Regions from separate parts of the Mus musculus genome. Here all the other regions are linked to region 1. The links are chromatin loops, found by intact Hi-C in ENCODE. Cell type or tissue: heart. All regions are shown on one strand. Region 1 overlaps Lhpp (phospholysine phosphohistidine inorganic pyrophosphate phosphatase). Region 2 overlaps Fam53b (family with sequence similarity 53, member B). Region 3 overlaps Fam53b (family with sequence similarity 53, member B).

What was found. A loop is a pair of places that touch in the nucleus more often than their neighbours do. Peaks named below come from ENCODE experiments on the same cell type or tissue, not always from the same donor. Only the 100,000 strongest peaks of a DNase experiment are listed, where the experiment ranks them.
Region 2: it touches region 1 in a loop (2.1-fold over the local background); 3 of 42 quality-filtered maps call a loop at or near these places.
Region 3: it touches region 1 in a loop (1.9-fold over the local background); 2 of 42 quality-filtered maps call a loop at or near these places.

The regions. Positions count from the first base shown.
Region 1 is chr7:132,672,872-132,675,371 of GRCm38, reverse strand. All of the region lies in intron 6 of Lhpp (phospholysine phosphohistidine inorganic pyrophosphate phosphatase), which reads right to left. Among named protein-coding and RNA genes, the nearest start is that of Lhpp, 63 kb to the right of the region's middle. In heart, a CTCF peak has its summit at 1,228 (motif pointing right); a DNase peak (open chromatin) is centred at 1,151; H3K27ac peaks cover 1,678 bases.
Region 2 is chr7:132,733,910-132,736,409 of GRCm38, reverse strand. All of the region lies in intron 4 of Fam53b (family with sequence similarity 53, member B), which reads left to right. Among named protein-coding and RNA genes, the nearest start is that of Fam53b, 79 kb to the left of the region's middle. In heart, a CTCF peak has its summit at 1,074 (motif pointing left); DNase peaks (open chromatin) are centred at 149, 1,029 and 1,959; H3K27ac peaks cover 2,147 bases.
Region 3 is chr7:132,765,156-132,767,655 of GRCm38, reverse strand. The region is part of intron 3 of Fam53b (family with sequence similarity 53, member B); the gene reads left to right. Among named protein-coding and RNA genes, the nearest start is that of Fam53b, 47 kb to the left of the region's middle. In heart, no CTCF peak of the experiment used is centred here; a DNase peak (open chromatin) is centred at 1,015; H3K27ac peaks cover 720 bases.

The DNA.
Region 1 (2,500 bases):
GGGTAAACCCGGGCCTGTGGCTACAGAGCAGTCAAGGAAGGACTAAGTCCCCTGGGATCTTGAAGTCCTCTTTAGGGACAATCAATTCAAATACAATCACAACATCAGAGGATGGGGCAAGAGGCAGGGGTGGACAGAAGCGGAGCTACAAGGGACCACACCTTCCGGGGGCACCAAGGCACAAACCCCAGCTCTGTGTTTCCAGAGTCCCAGAGAAATGCCCTCATCCTCACCCACACTGCTCTTGGCAGGGGCCTGGGACACAAGGACGACAGAGAGCTCTGCCTGGGGCTGGGGGTTCCAGCATCTGGCTGGCACCATCTGAAGGAGAGCTGGATGGATGCAGGCTCTGGATGCCTACTGGGGTACATTTTTCTAGGCCTGTGCCTACAGTAAAGAAATGGAGCAGGACCCTGCTCTCGACCCGTATGGGGAAATACAGTGGAAAGAGTCAGTATGGTTACAGTGAACTCTAAGCAGACCTCTTGATAGCTGCTCACCAGACTCTGCCTCCTTCATACGAGAGAAGAGCTAACTGCCCACCTCAAACACCTGAGTTCTGCAGGCGTTGTCCTATCAACCCTGCACAGAAGACCTGACTAGGCAGGCGTGAATTGTTCCTGTAGATGGGGCCCCTGCTCTGACACACTAGCTGGTTTTCACGGTATAAACGTTTCCATGGTGGATGTTCCAAGCTGTGAATGAACCATGACTCCGAGGACACAGGAAAATGAACAGTACTACCAAGCCGCTCCCAATACCCTCAGGCCTACAACCGTCATCCACACGCTGCTTAGATCACCAAGGACAAACAGAAGCAGGAATGACCTTCCTGCTCTCTAGCTTAATGGCCTCTGGCGGACAGGAAAGTGGCTTGTGTCTCTGGGAGGCAAGGATAACCCCTACTGAGTATAAGTTCCTTCTGGGACCCAGCCATTCTAAGCAGACTGCTGGCAGAGAGAAGGTGCCAAGAACTAGAGACTATTCAATACCATAGTCATCTCGAGGCTCTGTCCCCTTGGGGTAAGAGGAGAAGGTGCGTCTGGGGGCTAGGGCAGACTGGGAATCTCTGTGCTCAGCCACACCTGTCCCTGGGCCTCTCTCGCTGAGATACCAGAGGGTGGCATGGTAACTGCCCATAACAAACACTGCACAGCTGCCAAGGCTGGAGTTCCAGGCCACCCAGGGACAGGATGGGCCTCCGAGCCTGGTAACCGAGGCCCTCCGAGGACAGCAGAGGTCGCCCTCGCCTTTGTTGCCTTGGTTTTCTTGGCTCCTGAAGGCAGAAAGGTTTCTCTCCTTCACTCTTGTAACCAGATCATGTCGGCTGCAGCTGGAAGTCAGCAGCCTTGGTCCTGGCTCTGTCAGCCATCCTCCTTAGCTGCCGCCTGACCTTCAGCAAGGTCACTGTCCTGAGACAATGAATGGGATGCTTCTACCTGGATGTGCCAGCAAGTTCTCGCCCCACCCCTCCCTTCTTGCTTCCTTGTTACTGTTGGGGTTGCCATGTAGCCCACTGCCTCTTCAGCACTGGGATTAGAGGTGCCCATCATCAAACCTGGCAACCAGACCCCAAAGGACACAAGATCTGAGTGATAGCCTGGATATCTAGATACAGACTTTAAAATAGTGCTGGGAACTAAACCATAACCCTAAATAAAACCTGCAGCAGAGCCTGCAACGCCTTTAATCCCAGCACTTGGGAGGCAGAGGCAGGCAGATTTCTGAGTTCAAGGCCAGCCTGGTCTACAGAGTGAGTTCCAGGACAGCCAGGGATACACAGAGAAACCCAAATAAGTAAGTAGGTAAGTAAGTAAATAAATAAATAAATAAATAAATAAATAAATAAATAAATAAATCTTGCAGCAGAGACACACTGGTGGTTGTATTTGGGAGATTACAGCTTGTGCATAGATGCCTATATTCTTTTTACAAACATTTTCTTTCTTTCTTTCTTTCTTTCTTTCTTTCTTTCTTTCTTCCTTCCTTCCTTTCTTTCTTTCTTTCTCTCTTTAAAAAAAGGGGGGTCATGAATTTGAGAGATTGGGAGGTGAGAAGAGCAGGGGTGGAAGAAGGAAAGGGGAGGAAGAAAATGATGTAATTATATTTTAATTTAAAAAATACCTGAAACTTTTTTTTAATTTATTGGATGATACATATGTCATAGAACCCATGCCAAGGGTGTGTGTGGAGGTCAGAGGACAGATTTTAAAAACAAAAATGCTTCTCTCTTTCTACCATGAAGATCCCAGGAATTTATAATTCAGGTTGGCAGGCTTGGCAGCAAGCCCCTCTAGTAAATGAGCCATCTCACTGGCCCAAGGGTCTTCACTCTTTTATAGACTCCCACTGAAGGATGGCAAGGGAAGATGGCTCTCACTTCTGTAGGCAGATGTAGAACAAGTGGGCAGACAGGCAAAACCCTCCAGTGTAGCCAAAAGGTACTGTAAACCTGAAACTCCCCACCCACACGGTTTCTTGGCATGCTACAAGCCAAGAG
Region 2 (2,500 bases), 61 kb before region 1:
AGCAACCAGGCCTGCCTTCTTCCTGGCGCTCTCCCAGCTGGTTCTCTGCCACTCTGCAAATCGAGAACACACTCTCATACTCATCTCTCCCCCTGGTTCCATCCTGTCTCCTCTGCCTGAGTGACTTGTCACGGCTTTCCCCTGGCTTCCAGTGACTAGGCACATTCCTCAGGCCCGGGCGGTGCTTTCTCTTCCCAGGCCGGCAACTTCCCACACTTGCTAATCCCACCCAGGCTGTAAGTGGCTGAGGAGCCCTAGCACACAGAGCAAGTGAGCTGGGCCTAGTTCTCGATTGAGTCTTAGGGCCTTTGACACGGTCCCAAACCTCTCTGAACCTGAGTGCCAGTCAACAAAGCAAAGCAGAGATCTCTCAGGCTTGTGGCCACTGCGAGAGTGCAGCCTCAGGCTCTCCTAGTGTCCTTTCAGCAGACCCCTCCTTCCCAGTTCTCCCTATAGTCCTACCAGGATGACTGAGCAGAGGCCATTGTTTCTGTCAATAAGGGAGACCAGCTCTGAGGGAAAGGAGATGGCTGTATGGCAGATCCAGGCCAAGACACAGCAGGTCGAATCTGACTTTCCCTACCTCCGCCCCCCACCCCCCACCCCCCGCCTTTGTCCTCCATGGAAGTCCCAGGCTCATGGGTGCTGGGGACTTGAGTGTGGAGACAGCTACTGCCCATCTGCCTTTATCCATCTTAGAGGCTTGCCTTTGGCTATGCCCCTGCTGTGTTCCCCTGTTCAAGAGTTTCAGACAGATGTTCCTAGAGCTTCTGAGACCGTGTCTTTGTTTCCTCAGCAAGCTGAGGTGTCCCAGTGCGACTCGAAAGGGGGCTCTTAGGTGGAGGGGGTGTGCCATTTTGTCCTGCAGAGGCAAACAGGTTTTCAGCATCCCGGGGAGACCTGAGACTAGAGAACTGTGGGGTGGGGGTGGGGGTGGGGGTGGCCAGGCCTCAGCCTGCTGCTGCCATAGGGCGTGTTCCAAGGGCATTTCCTGTCGATGCTTTCCTCACCCGCACCCACTTCCTCTCCCCTTTTTGTCTCTCCTCTGGGCCCCCTGCTGGCTGCTAGCTGGGCGTGCTGTCTTGATGTTCTAGGCTGGCTCTAGGATTGGCCCTATGTGGTGCTGCCAGCAAAGCTCCTACTGAGTGTCTCTCTAGTGACACCTGGTGATGTTATCTGCTTATTTTAGGCAGCTCTCTCTTTCTCATCCTTCTAGGTAGATGCTGGGATGACCTTAAGATGAACAGGACCCCTGTGGTGACCTTGGCCTTCTCTGCTACTTCCTTCCTCACTATGGTACTGGGGATAGATTCTTCCCTCAGAGCCTCAGCACCACATTCACATTGTGACTTCGTTTCTCTTGGTTGTTAGGAGGACCAAATTGTACCCTGTGGAAGTAGGTCTGCCACCCACACAGAGCCTCTCAGCAGAGAGTCCTGTCCTTCCTTCATCCTGGCCTGGCCATTAAGTGTGGAGCTTCCAGTTGTGCTGGTCAACATCCTTTGCCCTGACTAATTCCTAAAGCAGTGACGTAGTCCTGATCTGGGCCCCCAGTGTCAGGTGCTGGGTCAGCCAAAATGGGCTCTGTGCTTGGTGATGGCCCTCTGTCATTCATGACCCCAGGGCTGATTCCAAGGGTGCCTGAGCACTGGGATCTTGTGAATGGAGCCTCACTTTAGACCCAGAGAGAATGGCATTTGGGTGTCTAACCTCAAGTAATCCAGCCAATCATGCCACAGCCACAGGCTTAACATTCAGAGAGAGAAGGCAGAGATGGGAAGGAGCAGCAGAGAGCAGCTTTGACGTCCATGCTGGACACAGGGCCACCATGCTCAGCGATTATGTCATTGTATACCTTGTAATGTCTTTAGCCACTGGCCTCACAGCCCAGGGCTGGAAGCTCAGAACAACATGGAGACACAAGATGCTGGCACAACCATGCAGAGCCCGCTCAGGGACGGGTGGCTCTCAGAAAGCAGCTCCACTGGCTCGCATGCCTTAGGATTGTCAGCTTCTCTTCCCCTCTTCCTCCAGGCGTCGGAGGAGACACCTGAGGAAGACGGATGAGTGCAGGGTGGAGCCAGAGCAGATATAGCTTTGGTACCATAAAGAAAGCATTCTGTAAGGCACTTGAATACCAACAAAAAAGATACTTGCCCTTCCCAGCCTGATGGGCGATAGAGTAGAGTGACCCCAGCTTTCATGCTAATGGCATTGGGGCCTGTGCTCAGAGCTTTTCTGTTCTGACCGCCTAGATGCTTAGAAGTGTCACAGATGGGGGTCTGTGACAGGTAATGCTGATTTGGAAGCAGTATTGCCTAGATTGAGAACCACTGCTGAGTGAAAGACCTTTGGAGGCAGTGGCCATTGAGGGCCTCCCCGCTCCCTGTTACGGGAAAGCAGATCCTTCTGAGCCAGGCAGTGGCAAAGGAGAGGCACCTGCGTGGTGCCCACTCAGCCCTGAAAACACAGGCTTGCTGCAGAGGTTTCTGTCCCTTGG
Region 3 (2,500 bases), 92 kb before region 1:
ACTTCAGGAGTTATGGTAATAAATTATTTATTAATGTAAATTATTTCACAGACAAGGAACATAGAGGAAACTTGAGCAGAAGGATCATACATTATGTATAAAAAGGAATTGTAAAAACATTAGAGCGGCTGACTTGTGCGCTCGGCTTCAGGTTTGTCAGCATTTTAATTATAAGCCCCACTTTCAGTGTTTAATTACTCGGCTGTTAACGTCTACTCTGTACATAAAAGGGTTGTTCCCCGGGGCACTCTCTGAATGGAGTTCCTCAGGAAAACAGTTGGCTGTGTTGAGCTGCACAGGGCTAAGAGATTTCACGTTGAGATTCAGCAGGCTTTGGGTTCTTAACTCAACCTCAGTTGATCACTGAAAATGGCCTGTGCTTGTACCTGTGTGGAGAAGCTGGCATTCGGGGCTAGACAGTTTCCATTGTGGTCAGATGACCAAAACAACATTAAAACCACCACCAGCAATCCCGGCATTACACAGCCGGGGGTTTATGTGTGATTGTGATCCCTGAGCCAGGACCTCCTAGAAGAAATTGCTTATGGACTAATACAGGCTAGTATGTGATTTGTTTCCAGTGAAAAATACATCCACATACAAGTACATGTGTCTGCTTAAAAAAAAAAAAAAACTCTTTACAGTTTGAATTGATCCTTGTTGTGGTTACATATGTATGCGATTTTTGAAATCCACACAGGATGCTTTTCAGTTCATGTCCCTTTTATTGGTTCCAGACAGTGTGTGTGGAGTGAAGTACAGAATGGAAGGAGTGGAGTTGGCCCAGGACAGCTGTCTGTGAGCCTCCTGGGCTGCCCTCTCACAAAGGTGAGGGAGCGGGAGCGGGCTGCCATGGTGCTGTAGGCCAGGAGATGGCTACTGCACTATCTTTGGGTGTCGGCCTCTCAGTGGAGAAGGATAGGCAGTGAGCAAGTCGGGAACATCCTGTCCTAGTCGCAAGAGTATGGCTGTAGGGCCGCAGAGCATGCTCATGTCTGCTGTTTGCCAACTGGGTGTGCCCCGAGGACACATGGCACTGCTCTGAAGCCCAGTTTCACCAGTGGGCAGGGATGCTGTGACGGCCCAGGATGTAAACAGTTGCTTAGAGAGCATGCTCATGTTCTCTCAGCTTCAACAGGGCCCCCAGTGTGGAGGTAACACATCTATTGACAGCTTTCTAAAGGGCTGTCCTCGCTTTCAGTCCCCTTATCTAATACAAACGCAGCTAACCTTGGTGTGTGTGTGTGTGTAGTTTAGAGATCTGTCTGTCTCATGTGCTCTCCATGTGCCCCAAACATGAGGGGATCAAAAAATAGCCAAACTGGCCTTTCCAGCCCTTTGGAACTTTGCTGCTATGGAGAATACTAGTTTCCCTGACATTTGTACGTACTCCTGGGATCTTGGGGGTAGAGCTGAAGGCTCTTGTCAAGGTTGACACAGCACCTTGTACAAATGAAGAAACAGAGGCCTGTGCCTTCAATGTTCAGGGCAGTGCAGTTTTAAAATCTTAGTGGTCCCACCAGCCCCTGCCCTCTTTTTTTTTTTTTTTTTCAAGACTATAGGCTTGCCAAAAGCAGTGAAAGCTGCAAGCTGCTATTTGCAGTCCCCGCCCTACTAATGAGGCAAAGGCCCTGGTAGCCATTACACCCTTATCTTTGTCCCTTCTTTTAGAGCCTAGCAGGTCAGCCTTCCTGTTTTTGCAGATCAGACTGAGTGGAGTATCTACCGTCAGCCCTCCTAACCCTCTTGTCTGTGTGAAATGAACTTGGTGTTTTGTATGACTGTCCTTAAGACATGGCAGGGCCAAAGGCTAAAGTGGAGAAGCCTAGGAGCCTGTTTTCCTGACTCAGCTTCTAGTAAGTTTCCATTCTGGTGACAGCTTCTATCTACACTTCATTAAAAGCAGATGAGAGAGCCAAATGTGATGACTGTAATCCCATCATCTGAGAGGCTCAGAGAGGAGGATTACAGCAAGTTCAAATCCAGGCTGGGTTTCATAGTGAGTTTCAAGTCAGCCTGAGCGCTCTGGTTTTTTTTTTTTTTTTTTAAATCAAATAACCAACTAACCAGGTAAGACCTTGGGGGAAGGCTCAAGTTATTGCCTAGCTTGCCCATTGATGTTCTTGTCAACAGATCAGTTTAGCAAAGCTGCCTTTAGTCTCACACTTAAAGGGCTGGTGAGCTTCTGCCCAAAACAGACGGTCTTTGCAGCCCTGGGGCCAAGTTAGCACACCACAGCCTTGGGGTGGGGGAGCCAATACATAACTGCACCTCACTGTCAGCACAAGTAGACAGGTACGAAATCCAGGAGTGAGTCAGCCACAGGGCTGGCTGGTGGCTTTGCTTCCTGGGGTTTTGAAGGCTGCAAGAATCAGATCTCTTGAGTCTGTATGTAACTACTTATCTAGAGACCTCATTGTGTTATGACTGTATACCACTTTAAAAGAATATCAAAAACACAGCACTGAGATCTCCAGGGCTGTAAAACTCCTCTATCTTT